Regions from separate parts of the Homo sapiens genome. Here region 1 is linked to region 2. A link is a loop called in an ENCODE intact Hi-C map of the cell type or tissue named here. Cell type or tissue: CD14-positive monocyte. All regions are shown on one strand. Links, peaks and the distances in the headings refer to the core of each region. The heading gives the core; the rest is flanking DNA.

The links. Hi-C counts contacts between places; a loop is a spot of excess contacts. Peaks named below come from ENCODE experiments on the same cell type or tissue, not always from the same donor. Only the 100,000 strongest peaks of a DNase experiment are listed, where the experiment ranks them.
Region 1: it touches region 2 in a loop (4-fold over the local background); 21 of 110 quality-filtered maps call a loop at or near these places.

The regions. Positions count from the first base shown.
Region 1 is chr9:37,578,926-37,587,261 of GRCh38, forward strand. No RefSeq gene overlaps it. Among named protein-coding and RNA genes, the nearest start is that of FBXO10, 6.7 kb to the left of the region's middle. In CD14-positive monocyte, for the core only: CTCF peaks have their summits at 3,799 (motif pointing right), 3,998 and 4,198; no DNase peak of the experiment used is centred there; H3K27ac peaks cover 507 bases.
Region 2 is chr9:37,796,531-37,804,866 of GRCh38, forward strand. DCAF10 (DDB1 and CUL4 associated factor 10) reads left to right here and starts at 4,267. Exons shown (of 7, transcript NM_024345.5): 1 at 4,267-4,875. The coding sequence starts at 4,337. LOC105376037 (a long non-coding RNA gene) reads right to left here and starts at 4,361. Exons shown (of 3, transcript XR_929599.3): 1 at 4,137-4,361; 2 at 2,101-2,198. RefSeq lists enhancers at 3,796-4,397, 5,349-5,398 and silencers at 4,239-4,758, 4,979-5,038. In CD14-positive monocyte, for the core only: no CTCF peak of the experiment used is centred there; a DNase peak (open chromatin) is centred at 4,241; H3K4me3 peaks cover 2,536 bases; H3K27ac peaks cover 1,202 bases.

The DNA.
Region 1 (8,336 bases), core at 250-8,249, 220 kb before region 2:
AAGACCCTGTCTCTAAAAAAGAAAAGGAGTTGGATACAGACCTCCGGAATTTACGAGAGAATATCAGCTATAGAAACATAATTTACCAAGAATACTATGAAAAAGAAATTATTACACGAAATTGTGGCCTGAAATAATTGACCCCGTGGTCCTACTGACCTTTTTCAGTCCCTGGTTCTATAGAATATATTCCATAAAAATGTATTCCATCTATTATTACCATATGGTGAATGTGGTATGATTCTGGGTGAGGTCTAAGTTACCATGTAGCTGGTCTCTTTTATAAATAAGAAAACCAAACACTAAAACCTAAAGCCAACAATTTATTTTAAGACACAAAGTTGTACAGTAGCTAGGTATAGTAGAAAGACCACAGGGGTAGTCTCACACTGCAATGAGCCTGATGATTTACCTTGCTGACTGACAAAGCTATGCCATATTTAATCCTTTGAAAAGTATCTTACTCCATGAAACTGGCAGTCCAGATATGACTGTCAATAAACAATCAAAAGCTTGAGTTTCTGGATTTGTGCCAGCTAACATTATCATTTTGGTATTTGTATAAAACAGCTGACTTTCAAAGTGCTACAGCAGTGTCCTACAAGAGCAAGCTGTCTTCCCTATTAGTGGGGCAAGCATCACGTGCCACATGGGAATTTTTGTTTGTTTTGAGATGGGGTTTTGCTCTTGTCGCCCAGACTGGAGTGCAATGGCATGATCTTGGCTCACCGCAACCCCCACCTCCCAGGTTCAAGCGATTGTCCTGCTTCAGCCTCCCCCGTAGCTGGTATTAACAGGTACCAGCCACTAGGCCCAGCTAATTTTTGTATTTTAGTAGAGACGGGGTTTCACCATGTTGGCCAGGCTGGTCTCAAACTCCCGACCTCAGGTGATTCGCCCGCCTCAGCCTCCCAAAGCTCTGGGATTACAGGCATGAGCCACCACACCTGGCCAGGGGTTTTTTTTTTTTTTTTTTTTTTTTGAAACAGAGTCTCGCTCTGTTGCCCAGGCTGGAGTGCAGTGGCTCAGTCTCAGCTCACTGCAACCTCCACCTCCTGGGTTCAAGCGATTCTTCTGTCTCAGCCTCCCAAGTAGCTGGGACTACAGGCTTTCGCATTTTCAGTAGAGACAGGGTTTCACCATATTGATTAGTCTGGTCTCAAACTCCTGACCTCAGGTAATCCACCTGCCTCGGCCTCCCAAAGTGGTGGGATTACAGGTGTAAGCCAATGCGCCCAGCCAAAAATATAACTACTTAAATATAAGAACATCATTCACAAACTACAGTTGAGCCCTCTCTTCTTTCTGCCCTCATCTCACCTCTGCATGCCTCTATCCTACCATTAGACTCGAGAGGAAACTTACTCATCTTTATACACTGGCACCTGGCTGGTGTTTACTGGCAAATGTATAAGTGAACACACAAAATCTCCTCAGCCATGGGAGCTTTATTTACTTTGCTTTCCAGAAAAAGTAGGCTCACACAGAGTGGTGTCCCAGGTCAACATAGTGGACATGCCATGCTTTTTGGCTGCCCAGCATCTGAGGTCCCTTCCTACATTTGGGAATTCCTTGTTTATGAGTTTGCTGGGAAGCAGAACATGCCTTTCACTATAGAAGTGGAAATTCCAGGTATTTTCTCTGCTTCTCCTTGTGATTCTATCATGCTACAAATTACTCTTGATTTTGAATTAAGTACCAGAGACACAATAAAGTCTCTGGAATAATTTTCTCTGGGACCATGGCAAGTGCGGCAAGTTCTTAGAGCAACACTGGCTGCCATGATCCAGGGTTCTGTGCATGTGGCTTTGGCAAAGTAAGTGGTGGCACCTAATGTTCAGCAGAAATGGCGTCCTCACTGCCCCAGCTCTGTGGAGTATGACCAAGGAACAAAGGGTGATGTTCCAGTTGCCTACTCTCCAAGCCTAATTCTCTAGGCCTCCTGGTGATACTGAACTCCCTGTTATCCTTTTAATAAAATACTTTTCTTTTTCTGTCAAAATTGGATTTTGGTGTTTGCAACTAAAAAATCTGACTCACATAGTCACATGATAAATAGCAGAGCTGAAACTATAATCTAGGACATTGAAATCCTAATTCTAGTATTCTTTCCATGTAGACAGATCTCTACTTTCCAACAACCCACAATTTTTACATTACATATCGCTGTCCCTAAATCATTTTGTTCACCGAATTTATACTTGAATATGTAAGCTGATTAGTGAACATTTCAAGTGACTGTATTTCAAATGCAGTATTATCTTTGTACATCTGTTTATGTAATAGTTTCTTTCTTTTTTGCATTTTTGGCCTCTATATACTTAAGTGGAAATGAAAATACCCCGCACTTGAACAAACGTGGGAGTTAGGGGCCCCGACACCTGCACAGTCACAAATCTGCATGTAACTTTGACTCCCCAAAAACTTAACTACTAATAGCCTACTGTTGCACAGAAACCTTACCGATAACATAAAAAATAGATTAATATGTATTTTGTATCATTATCTATTATATACTGTATTCTTACAACACAGTAAGCTAGAGAAAATGTTAAGAAAATCACAGAGAGAAAAAGCATTGACAGTACTATACCGTATTTATTTAGATTCTAAGTTTAGGTTGTCTGTTTACAAGATTAGTCGTGTCTGAAATCAGAGCAACTACAGCTGCAGACCTCAATCTATAGTACATATCAAGAATTCAACTTTTTCCTTTAATGTCATGACTTTTCTCTGCTTCCTGGGAGCACTTCCAGCATCACTAGTGGCACTCTGTATAGATCCCATGGAGTTATTCAAAGTTTTGTGGTATGGTATTAAACACAAAAAATACATGAGACAGAGAGGGATCGCTTTTACTTTGATTTGCAATTTACTGGAGCGAGGAACTGCTCATGCAGAGATGAGTGTCACATGGCATTTTAAGTGGATACCTATAACACTTGAGCTCCCTGCAGTGGCAACAAGAGGTGGCTATGGACTTACTGTATTACACTATTACAAAAGATAATTTTATGCAGTTATGATTTAATACTGCATCTTTCTCTTGACCTCAAATTGTGCTATGTATGGTCTGTGTACATAAGTTTTGATAAATCTTAATTTTTTATAATAGATGTGTGCATTTTATGAGTAAGACTACAATCTACATATATTTTATGCATTCATGACATCCTTTATCTTAAATTTTTTCAATATTTCTAGACTACATATGTGTGCTTTTTTCAAATTGTTGCAAATCTCCGATTTTTCAACGCATTTTTTGAAAAAAATCTGCACGTAAGTGGACCTGTGCACTTCAAATCTGTGTTGTTCAAGGGTCAACTCTACTATTACTAATGTGACTGAGAAAAAGATGAAAAACTATTAGACACGCTTAAAGTAGATCTTTTTAGCCTTATAATGACTGTTGGACTAAAACCAGCTGTGTTTTATTTCTGAATGAAAGAAACAATTTAAGAACATATTTCATAACTCTGAAAATATTTCGTATGTTTAAAAGACAAAGTGCATAAATGATTTTGTAATGTTTTACATCTCAGTAACAAGTATATTCAACTTTTACATATGTGATTTCTATGTTTTGTGTACTTATGCTAAAGTAGGCAACTGACACCACATAGGCATATCTGTAATACTGAGCATACACAAGTAGCATGTAAGTAGCAACTGTTCACTGTCTCCTGGGTGATGTCCATAACACAGAGTAAGGAAAAGGTCTTGTGTTTTATCTCAAATTTATTATGACAAATTTCAAAAAATACGTTATTAAAGGTTGTTCTTGTGTAGTGGAATTTGGAACTGCAGTATACACAATAGCCAGCAGATGTCAGAATGGAATCTCTTAAGACTCAAGTATGAAAACACAATAAATAACAGGAGTTTCTGGAAGGACTGAGGCTTTCTTGCTCTTCTGTGCACAACACACTTCAGTCACACTGGTCTTTCTTCCTCAAATACATCTGCTTTAACACTTTTTCAAAGATGCCCCGCTCTATCTGGCCAATTCCTATTCACCCAAACCTTACTTTATGTGTCTCTTCCTAAGGGAGTCCTCCCTACTGCCTCCCAGGCTCAAAATCGAACCCATTATTTTCCCCTTGAAACTTGTTCCTTACTTCAGCGAATGGCACCGTCAACCCTGCACTTAAACCAGAAATCAGGGAGTCTTCTTTGATGCCTTTCTTTCCTCACTACACGTATCTAAATAAATGCTGAGCTGCTCATATACCCCTCTGACCTCTCCTTCAAATACAGTACCCATATTGCATCCAATATTGTTTTAAGTGGACAATTCTGAACTCCCCACCTTGATCAACATGATCTTTGCCTGACCCTCCCTTTACCTAGTCACCCTAGATAACCTGGACCTATCCCTTCAGGTTCCTTTAAATGTCATGTTTTCAGGTAAGTTCTCTCTGAGCCTCCAGCAAGGTTTTCAGGTCTTTGAGATATTTACTCACATGGCATCTTATGGCAGATTATAGACCTCAAAAAGGCAGTCCCCCTGCCCGTCCATATCCTCAACTCCTAGCACAGTGCCTGGCACATAGCAGGAACTCAGTAACGCTGATGAATGAATTTGTAATCTCAGGGCTTTGATCTATGATAAAATGAACATCTTTAAAGTAATAAAAGTGATTTGGTGACCATTTCACACTTAGCCAAATTTTACTCTTTACTTTAGAAGGTGTCCTGTAGGACAAATCCGGCCAGCCATCTTTTCTGTAAATAAAGTTTTATTGGGACACAGCCACACCCACTCATTTGCATATTGTCCCTGGCTGCTTTCATACTACCAACTGCAGTTGGCAGCTGAGAGATCGTAAGAGCCCACAAAGCCTAAAATATTTACCATTTGCCCCTAACAGAAAGCTTGCCAACCCCTGCTTTAGTGGCTTGACGACTGAGCTACATGCAGAATTTATGACATGATCAAGCTATAAAAGCAAAATAGAGTAAAAAGAATGGTGCCTGGATCTTGTAAGAGACAAGCTTAGCTCAAGCAAAGAGGGGGAAGAGAACAAGAAGTCCTGATTCCTGTACTTGTTCTTCATTCCAAATGTAGGCCCAAATTTTCCAGCCTGTGAACTGCTGAACATGTTAACTGTAATGCTAACTTACTCCACAGAAGAACTATAAAGAGCAATGATAAAGCAGTTTTTTTTTTTAATGTTGCACTGACAGCAGGAAGTACACTACCTTAACTTAGGAGCAGCATTCCTACTAAGCTGGTAACCTGTTTGTGGAGAATAAACATTTTTCACTATCCCCATTTCTTTCAACGTACCCCTTTCAAGAGTTTACCAAACTCAAATTTGCTATGGTTCTTTCTTATTTCATGTTACATATTCAAACAAACAAACTGTATATATCTCCCCAACTGTTTCTTAATGTACTATTTTAGAACTGCTTATTCCAAGTATTGAGCCCCTCTGTGGCGTTTATGGCCTGAAAGTTAAAAAGCTGGTCACAAAAACTGAACCATCACATTTTCTCTTACTCCAGCCTGAACATACACTAGAATCCAGGGTAACAATTACACTATTTTCCTCCAAGAAAAGCATGTAAGGATGGGGTACAAGGAATAAATAAACATTAAAAGTCCCCTGGATAAGCACAGACTGACTAGAAATAATTTTTTTAAATGAAAAAAAAAAAAAAAGTCCCCTAGGCCTTGGCCAGCTGCTACTCATTGGCCACTGAAACTTGCAGTCTCAACCTCTCCACCTGTAAAATGGCATTATTATTGATTGGTTAAGGCTATTTTTAGATAATGAACTTAAGTGTTTGGTAAGTTTGAAGTTTGTACACAATTAGAGGATGAGTATGCTATCTCAGAGCATCTGGAAATAGGAATGAGATCTGTCTATGCTGTGAATGCCAGCACAAATCACTTCTAAATGCCTTATACCAAAGACTAGCCATTAATAACATTTACCAAATGTCAAGCAATTGTGCCAGCTGCTCTACTTGCATTTTTTCACTTAATCCTTACGACACTTTGAAGTAGAGAGATGTTTCTATTATCCTAATTTTATAGTTAAAGAAAATGAGATTCGGAGCTCACTTGCTGAAAATCACCCATCTCGTAAGTATTGGAGCCAACATTCAAAATCAAGTCTGCCTGTCTTTAGAGCCAGTATTCATATGACCACAGTGCCATACACTACACCTTCTTAATTTAAGAAATAAATACAAAACCACAGAATTAAAATACATGCTTTCCAGGTTAAGATGGTAGATGAAGCACGTATACCTACCTCCACTCCCTCCCAAAAATCCCATTAAATGACGGTAAAGGTTTTTGTTTTAAGATATAAACCTAAAAGGATGGAAGAAAAGAGGAAACAGGAATAAAACGTTAGAAGCTGGAAAATAGGTAGATCAACAGTAAATAATGTAGTAGACTCTGAAAAACTGAATTCTGAGCCAGCGGTAGAAAAAGAAAAAAACCCACAAGAACCCCCAAACAACAACAAAAACTCACAACCTAATTTATATCATGGAATCCCTAAAAGGCTCAGAAACTAGTGGCTTCAGGTGCCTCTAGCAATAAGGGGTAGAAGGGTAGACATTAAAATAAGAATTGGTGCAAGGTTTAAGTAATCAGATGCTCTCTGCAACTCTATGCAGCAAAACAGCCTCCATTACACAGTACCCTCTCAAAATGATAGTTTTTTTTTTTAGGCCAGGTGCAGTGGCTCACACCTGTAATCTCAGCACTTTGGGAAGCTGAGATGGGCGGATCACCTGAGGCCAGCAGTTCGAGACCAGCCTGGCCAACATGATGAAACATCATCTCTACTAAAACTACAAAAATTAGACAGGCATGGTGGTGTGCGCCTGTAATCCCAGCTACTCAGGTGGCTAAGGCACAAGAACCGTTTGAGTCAGGGAGGCAGAGGTTGCAGCGAGCCAAGATCGTCCACTGCACTCCAGCCTGGAGCAAAACTCTGTCTCCAAAAAATAAAAAGTTTATTTTCTGAAAAGGGTAAAATAGAAGGTCTCTAGATTATGGGATGCCAGGCAGTTTGGGCAGAGGTACTATACTCAAAACAGAGACGCAGTGAGCAAATACATACTGGATATTGAAACACACACACACACACCTGTCTGTCCTGAGCCTCACCACAGCCCTATTCCTTTGAATCCCAGAACGTTGGCAGGGCCTCATTCAGCACTTGGGAGATTGGAAGAGTCTTTGTTCTCTGAGCAATGACCAGCTCAATGGGAAATAACTAAAGATACAGACGCAAAAAGTTTTCTCAACAAAAATGGCCCAATAGATGGCCCTTTGGCAAAGTTCAACATCAACAAGCTCCACTCCAGGCCTTTAATCCATGTTAGTTCCCAATTTTTAAGTGTGAGCAGACAACCAAGGAAAGCATCTAACATGAAACAAAAAAAGAGAAAAGCAATTACAGATAAAATAGAATATAAAGGAAAAAGAAAACATTAAAAGTACTATTGTTCTAAAAAGAGAGCAGAAGGAAAAAGAAGGGGAGGAAATCAATAAAAACCTATAAGCATTCATTGGTGGATGCTACAAATTAATACGACTGAACTCATGGAGACAGAGTAGAATGATGGTTACCAGAGGCTAGGAAAGGTTAGGGAAGGAATGCAGGGATGGCTAATGGGTACAAAAATATAGTTAGATGTAATGAATAAGTTCTAGTATTTGATAGCATAATGGGTGATTACAGTCAATAATAATTTACTGTACATCTAAAAATAACTAAAAGTATAACTGGAATGTTTGTAACATAAATAAATTATAAATGAGGTGACAGATAATCCCGTTATCCTGATGTGATTATTAGGTACTGTATGCCTGTATCAAAATATCTCATGCACCCCATAAATATATACACTTACATACCCATAAAAAATAATAAAATTATTTTAAAACCTACAAAATTTGAGAAATAAAGATACAAGTTTCAAGTTTAAATAGGTTCACCAAGTGCCCACCACAGTGTATTAAAATAAACACACACTAAATGATGTCATCATGGAATATAAGCATACTAGGAACAAAGATCCTTGTTTCTCAGGAAGAAATACTTAGTCCCACAAAAAAATCAGGAATCAGAATGATTTCAGATTTCTCAGCAGCAACACTGAAAGCTAGAGGCTTTGCTTTAAAATTCTGAAGGAAAATGATTGCTAATCTAGAACCCTATATTCATCAAACTATAGAATAAAGACATTTTTAAGGCCAGGCACAGTGGCTCATGCCTATAATCCCAGCACTTTGGGAGGCTGAGGTGGGCAGATTACCTGAGGTCAGGAGTTCGAGACCAGCCTGGCCAACATGGCAAAACCCTGTC
Region 2 (8,336 bases), core at 96-8,095:
TTCTTTAATTGTGGTAAAATATGCATAACAAAATTTATCATCTTAACAATTTTTACATGTACATTCAGTACATACACAGTGTTAAGTGTATTCATACTGTTGTGCAGCCATCACCACCATCCATCTCCAGAACTCTTCTCATCTTGCAAAACTGAAATTCTGTACCCATGAAACAATACCTCCCCATCCCCACCTCACCCTAGTGCCTGGCATCCACCATTCTTCTTTCTGTCTCTGTGAATTTGACGACTCTAGGTACTGCATAGAAGTGGAAACATACAGTATATATATCCTTTCGTGACTGGCTGATTTCACTTGGCATAATATTCTCAAGGTTCATACACGTTGTAGCATGTGTCATATTTCCCTCCCTTTTTGTACACCTGTCTTTTATACCTTCCTGCACTGCTCTCCTTCTTAGATCCACTTAGATCACTTTTATTCCACTTTCTTGCTTTACCTGTCCATTTTGCTAGAGGTCCATAACCTCCGGTATCTTCTTAAATAAAGAGAATATGAGGCTGGGCACAGTGGCTCACGCCTGTAAAACAGAGTGACTCTGTCTTTTCTCAAAGATCTACTGATGGCCACACAAGGCATCTCCTTGCTGTGTTAGGTATATCATCCTATGTCCTATTTCTTGTGGCATCATTGAGCCCACAGCAGGCCTCATTTTGAACTTCCACATGTGGCATTTTTTGAAAAATCTGTAGCTGTGGCAATACTGAGCTTGCATTTCCTCGTAGTTGCCAAGTTATGGCTGCCCCCAGTAAAGGGAAATTTAGAGACAATGCTTGCAAAGCTCCTACCAATAAGCCTGGTGAAGCACTTACTCAACAAATGGAAGTTGTTCTTTTTCATGGGATTACAGTTATTCAAAGGTTCAGAATTTAAAAGTGTTCAGAAGAAAAGGGGAGCCAGACCTGATATTTGTAGATTGGCTTAGATTTGGAGGTTTTTAAAAAATACTATTGAGTTGCCATCCTTGGCAAGGAGCTTGTATGTACAGCGATAGCTATAGATCCAAGCCAATCTACAAATGTGTGTGTAGCACCTGGTTACGAGCATGGAACCTGGAGCTAGATTGCCTGGATTTGAATCCTGGCTTTACCACTCTCAGGCTGACTTTTCTTTTTTGTGTCTGTGTTTTCTCATCTCTAAAATGGGGATAATAATCGTACCAACATACCTTGAGTTTTGAGTTAATATATATGAACCAGCTTAGCATAATATTAGGCACATACTAAACATTATATGAATGTTTGCTTATTATTTTTCAATAAGCTTATATGATAGGATCACTTAACTCAGCATAATATTAGGCATATACTAAACATTATATGAACATTTGCTTTTTATTTTTCAATAAGCTTATATGATAGGATCACTTTACTCAGCATAATATTAGGCATACACTAAACATTATATGAATGTTTGCTTTTTATTTTTCAATAAGCTTATATGATAGGATCACTTTACTCCTTGAGTACATTGTTTTCTTTGGGCTACAGAAGGCTCCCTGGTTGAAAGGACACATTTGTTTTCTTGGTTGTCATTCCAATTCTTTTTTTTTTTTTTTTTTTTTTTTTTTTTTTTTGAGACGGAGTCTCGCTCTGTCGCCCAGGCCGGACTGCGGACTGCAGTGGCGCAATCTCGGCTCACTGCAAGCTCCGCTTCCCGGGTTCACGCCATTCTCCTGCCTCAGCCTCCAGAGTAGCTGGGACTACAGGCGCCCGCCACCGCGCCCGGCTAATTTTTTGTATTTTTAGTAGAGACGGGGTTTCACCTTGTTAGCCAGGATGGTCTCGATCTCCTGACCTCATGATCCACCCGCCTCGGCCTCCCAAAGTGCCAATTCTTTTTTTTAATTTTTGAGATGGGGTCTCACTCTGTTGCTCAGGCTGAAGTGCAACAGGCTGAAGTGCAGGGTGATCACAGCTCACTGTAACCTTGAACTCCTGGGCTCAAGGGATCCTCCTGGCTCAGCCTTCCGAGCAGCTAGGACTACAAGCATGCATCACCACACCGGAATGATTTTGTTATTTTTCATAGAGAGACAGAGTTTCATGATGTTGCCCAGGCTGGTCTCAAACTCCTTACCCTCAAAAGATCTTCCTGCTGCTTGAGCTTGGGAGGTTGAGGCTGCAGTGAGCCATGACTGTATTACTGTACTCCATCCTGGTCAACAGAGTGAGACCCTGAAAAAAAAAAAAAAGATCCTCCTACCTTGGCCTCCCAAAGCACTGAGATTACAGGTGTGAGCCACTGTGTCTGGCCCTTGATTCTTTTTGTCAGTGCATAAGTCCTGGTTCAGGTATTGTGAAATCAAGTGATCATCCCACAGGAAACTGAAACTGAAATTGAGCAGCCATCATTCTGGTACCTCAAGGGACTCTGCAGGAAGACCCTAGGGGGACTCTGCCAAGAACAAGTCTAACCTGTTCTGAGTCTGTCTCTTTTTATGTATCTGTATCTCCTCCTACCATCAACTTTCTTTCTCACCGTCTATCCCAAGTCTGTTCTCTCATGGCTGCTGCTTTCTCATGATTTCTCTTACTCCTTTGGTTTGCTCAGGACTCCAGCGGCCTCACTCTGCCTTATGACTTTTCAATCCCAACCATCATGGCCAACTGCCTCACTTCTGATTTCCCAATTCAAATTCCCAAGAGCATGAGTCTGTATGGGCAAAGACTTTTGGTCTGGCAGCCTCATGGACCAGTGGCTAATCTATAGCCTGGTTACTCAAATAGTTGTCCTACCCCGGCTAGTAGGCAAGGAAAGCTAAGTAACAGCTACAAAATTCGACAGCCTAGGACTTCTAGGATGGGTTCAGTAGAATATACGTGCTGGCATACACATGAAGAGTGTGAATGCCAGGCAAGTAGGCTGCTACAGTAGATTGGACCCATCCAGGGGGTCTCCAGAGAAGTAGAACCAATAGGAGATATAGATATAAGAGAACATTTAATATGGGAATTGGTTCATATCATTGTAGAGGAGTCCCATGATCTGCAGTCTGCAAGCTGGAGAACCAGGAAATCTGGTGGTGTAATTCAGTCTGAGTCTGAAGGTGTGAGAATCAGAGGAGCTAATGGTATAACTCCCGGTCCAAGACTGAAGGCCTGAAAACTGACGATGAGTCCCCAAGTCCAAAGCCCGCAGAACCGAGTTTTGATGTCTAAGGGCAGGAGATGGATGTACCAACTTAAGAGAAAGTTAAATCACCCTTCTGCCTTTTTGTTCCTTTTCAGTCTTTAATGAATAGGATGATGCCTGTCCACAATGGTGAGGGCAGATCTTCTATTGATTCAAATGCTAATCTGTCCTGGAAACACCCTCACAGGCACACACAGAAATAATGGTTTTCCAGGCTATCTGGGCATCTGTTAGCCCAGTCAAGTTGACCCAGAAAAGTAACTATCACCTATTTGCCATCTTTCATTTAAGCCCAGATACACAGACTGGCTATCTCAGCCATTCCTTGGGTAGCACATCCAAACCTGTTTCCTCTCAGTCTCTCCTTTGCCTTGTGACAAATAGGTTTTGGAAGAAGCTGCCTGTGGTCACCCTGAACTTGTTGTGCCTTTAAGAGTTGGGCATGCTGGCCAGGCGCGGTGGCTCATGCCTGTAATCCCAGCACTTCGGGAGGCCGAGGCGGGTGGATCACGAGGTTCAAGACCAGCCAGGCCAAGATGGTGAAACCCTATCTCTACTAAAAAATACAAAAAATTAGCCGGGCGTGGTGGTGGGCGCCTGTAATCCCAGCTGCTCGGGAGGCTGGGGCAGAGAATTGCTTGAACCCGGGAGACGGAGGTTGCAGTGAGCCGAGATCGCGCCACTGCACTCCAGCCTGGGCGACAGCGCGAGACTCCATCTCGGAAAAAAAAAAAAAAAAAAAGAGTGGCATGTCACCTATTGTGTGTGGCCTGCACGTAATGCACTAATTCTTAATCCCTCGCTGATCCCAGTGTAAAGTGGAGACACCAGTACATACTCAGCCTCACAGGACTGACTGGTCAGGCCACTCATCCCCAGGCACGCGGCCACCGGTCACTGACAACTACAGACCGACTCTGCCACCCAGATCAGGTGCCCAGATGCTCAGTCGCTCACACAGGTAACTACTCGCTCCCTACCTCCGTTCCCGGGACTGCGGCGCCCCAAACCCGGCGGTGTCTCAGCTTTCCCGGTCCCCGGCGGACGGTGGCCGAGGGGCGGCGCGGGTTTCCAGCCGGTGGGGTTAGGCCGCTGCACGCCGGAAGTGGCAGCTGAACAGGGGCACTGAGGTGTCGGCCGGCGGGGCAGTGGCCCGGAGCGGGGGGCGGGGGCGTTGATCATGTTTCCCTTTGGGCCCCATAGCCCTGGAGGGGACGGATCGGCCGGAGCCGGGGCTGAGGAGCCGACGCCCCACGAGGGGCAGGCAGCAGCCACCGGGCCGCCCTCGCCACTACATCCCGGGGCTGATGCGACCCATCCCCCTCCACCCGCCCGAAGCCCTCGCCGCCCCGGCGCCCCATCGCTGTCCCCGGCCCCGCGCTCCGGAGAGCTAGGGCTGCCTGGAGCTCCGGAGTCCTCAACTGCCTCCGCCCCGGGAGAGCCGTCACCTCCCTCCCCTCCGTGCCGGCGGCCCGGGCCAGACTGCAGGGCCAAGAGCCGGGGCCGACACGGCCTCGGCGCGGGCCTGGGCGGCCCTGGCGCTAGGCTGTTCGGGTGGCTGAAAGAGCGCAGCCTGGGCCGCGGGCTGTTCGTGGACCCGGCGCGGGACAATTTTCGCACCATGACTAGCCTCTACGGTTCCATCCACCCCGCGGACTCGGTGTACCTCAGCACCCGCACCCACGGCGCCGTCTTCAACCTCGAGTACTCGCCCGACGGGTAAGCGCGGCCCCTCGGAGGGCGGGCGCCCGCCTCCGCCCGGCTCTGCTGCCAGCGGACGGCCGTCCTGGGCTCGCTCCCCGCGCCCGGGCCGAGGTTAGCGAGGCCGTTTGGGGCCGCTGGCCTTCGTGCCTCCTGGCACTTTCTGAAGCGCATTCTCGCCCTTGGAATCCCCAGCCCAGCTTTTTGAGGCAGGCAGGCGGGGCCCCACTTGCTCGCCTTCAGGACTTGGGCTCTGTGAAGGAGAAATGCCCGAAGCTACACAGCGGACCTGTCAGAGCCAGCCCACAACTAGGGCTTTCTGGTACACAGTAGGTGCTCAGTAAATACATTTTGAATAAATGCCCGCTTTCTCCCCATCATCCTAGGCTCGCGTTTTCCTACCTAAACCTGTGTCGGGGTAGGAAAGCTGTAGATTCCTTGCACTCTGTACCTGAACTTGCCATGATGGGGCAAGTGCGTTCCTTTGCTCAAGGAAGATACAGTACTAAGACACTGTAGAGACGTGGCTCTCATGATTTGGGTCATTTGTGAAGTCCCCAGGCTAGACTACAGCCTTTTTCTTGGCTGATTAAATATTTATTGTATGGCTTTGCTTTAAAGGGAACTTTCCAAAATCGTATCTATTTAAAACTTTGTCTTGTCAGTACACAAGTCCGCCATCAAAAGAAAAAATGTGCACAGTTCCACCATGAGGTGACATAGTTAATGTAATTCTTACCCCACCAAGCCTCTCGGTTGCTAGTTGTTTACTCAGTTGTTCATTCATTCATTCTCTCATTCGGCGTATATTTGTTGAGCACTTGCTATGTTCCAAATGCAGGAGTAACCATGCTGAGCAAAACCAGCTAATGGCACTGTTTTCATTGAGCCTGGGACTTAATGGTTCAACTAGATAGTAGATAGCCTTACTAAATAATGCATAAAATATATTTGTTAATTGAGATAAAGTCTTGAAGGAATCTGTTATGGACACTGTGTTCACGGATTCCCTGAGGAAGTGGCACCTAAATGAAAATAAAAATGAGTACGAAATAAATTAGTCAAGATAGGGTTGGGAAAGGGATAGAAGTATTTCAGATGGAGATGATTGGTATGTCAAAGGTCGTAGAAGGGCAGCATATCATGTTACAGGAGGTGAAAAAAAATAGGTTTACAAAGCAAAAAATTTTACTGAAGAAAGACCTGAAGTTGCTAAGGAAGGAGCAAAGGAATAGAAACAGGAGTTACTGTGAGCAAGTAGACTCTATTCCATTTCAATGATGGAAGCGCTTCCTAATCACACGTGGTGCTGGGGTCTCTGGGGTCTCAACAGCAATTGGTTGGAGCATGTAGCAGTGGATGCACACCTGAATAAGGTGGAAAACTGGTGAGAGGAGAAACTATTTTGCTGAAACTTATTCATGGAACCTCGCAGCCTCCTTCCTTCAGCCAAGCCCTATTCCTAAAGTTTCCCTCAAAACACGAACAGTCTGTCCTCAAATATTCAGTTTCTCTCTTCATATCCCGGCCCCTCTCCTCCCAACCTCCTACCGATACTTTCAGGAATTCAGAAGCAGCTATTTCTACTTTTTGGATGTGGGATTTTAGGTGGGAGTATAATGAGAAGAACAGATTTTAGAGCTGTTAGAATAAGGGATATATTGCTTAGTTTTTGTTTGAATCTAGAATGTATTTTCTCATAACAGTTTTGTAAAAGGTGGTTAGGAACTCTTGCACTTAATTCCATAATTTTAAATTACACAATTAACATATATGCTCATTGTGTAAAACCTAGGCAATAAATGAGCAAAAAATACCTAAACATTGCTTATGATCCCAGAGATTAAATGGATATCTAAGGAAATTTTTAATTTGTGTATGTTTATTTTAATATAAACATGGAATCACTGTTTTGTAGCTTGCTTTTTTTCTTACAGTAAATTGTGAACTGCTTATGTTAATAAATATATTTCTACAACATTAACATTTTTCATTAGTTTAAATAAAACCTCTTTGAACAAATATTTTATATTTATATCTTTAGGATAAATCCCTAGAATGAGTTATTGTTATGAAGATTTTTATATCTATTGTTAAATTGCCCTCTGCAAAGATCATACTAATTCTCATTACTATATTCTGATTCCTACATTCTAGACACATGCCTGTCTCCTCATACCCTTGGCAACACTGCATACTGCCATTCTTTTTCATGTTTATCAGGGTGATGAGTGAAAATACTTCAGTGTTTTAATTTTTCAGTCTTCTTACTTCATCTAGTATGCCCTACATTTGTGTAGGACTTAAAGTAATTTTACAGATAGATGACATATCCGTGTTAAATGAGGTAATTTCTCATATCTTTCAGTTAAATATGAGTTAAATCAGCTTACCAGGTAGCATAACCACTGTCACCCTCAAGGACTTCTCAATACAGAGAAGGAGGGGGTGACACAGAATGTAAAAATTAAAATTATGAATTTAATAGAGACCACAATATAAGGAATTTGGCAATAAAAAAGATAAATGGGTTAGAAGGTATTTTCTAAAGAATTCAAAAAATGTTTTAAGTGATAGAAACATTGTCAAAATAAGTGTATCACCTTCTAAAATGACATTTTGAAAAAGTAAAATTGATAATGTTAATAAATTATAGTATGTCAGACCCTGTCAAACTGTCCTCCATGAGAACACATTAGGCACAGCTATAGAGATAATTCACATATTGGAAAATAGAAGCAAAGAAACTAACTAGAATACAGACCTGGAAAACACAGAGATTGAAAATATGAAAAGGAGATTTAGTAACACAGAGCATAGAGAGAAAAAGCATACCATATAGTTAGCCAGAGTTCCTAAAGAAAATAGTCCCAGTTTCTTCAGGAACTCTGGCTAACTATATGGTACGCTTATACCATATAAGCATATCATATGGTGTAAGGGGGACTATTTGAAGACATAATAGCTGAGAACTTTCCAGAATTGAAGAAAGGCACCAAGCCATGATTTAAGAAGCCCAACAAACCCAAGCAAGAATTCTTTCTAGACATATTGTAGTGAAACTGTGGGACAATAAATATAAAATCTTAAAAGACAGAGGAAAAAGGGGCCGGGTACGGTGGCTCACGCCTGTAATCCCAGCACTTTCGGAGGCTGAGGTGGGTGGATCACCTGAGGTTGGGAGTTCGAGACCAGCCTGACCAACATGGAGAAACCCTGTCTCTACTAAAAATACAAAACTAGCCGAGCGTGGTGGTGCATGCCTGTAATCCCAGCTACTCAGGAGGCTGAGGCAGGAGAATCGCTTGAACTTGGGAGGTAGAGCTTGCGGTGAGCCAAGACCGTACCACTGCACTCCAGCCTGGGCAACAAGAGCAAAACTCCATTTAAAAAAAAAAAAGTAGAGAAAAAAGGCCTCAAAGGAGCAACTATGAGAGTGATAGCCAATTAGTCTTCAACCATAATATAAATATAGAGAC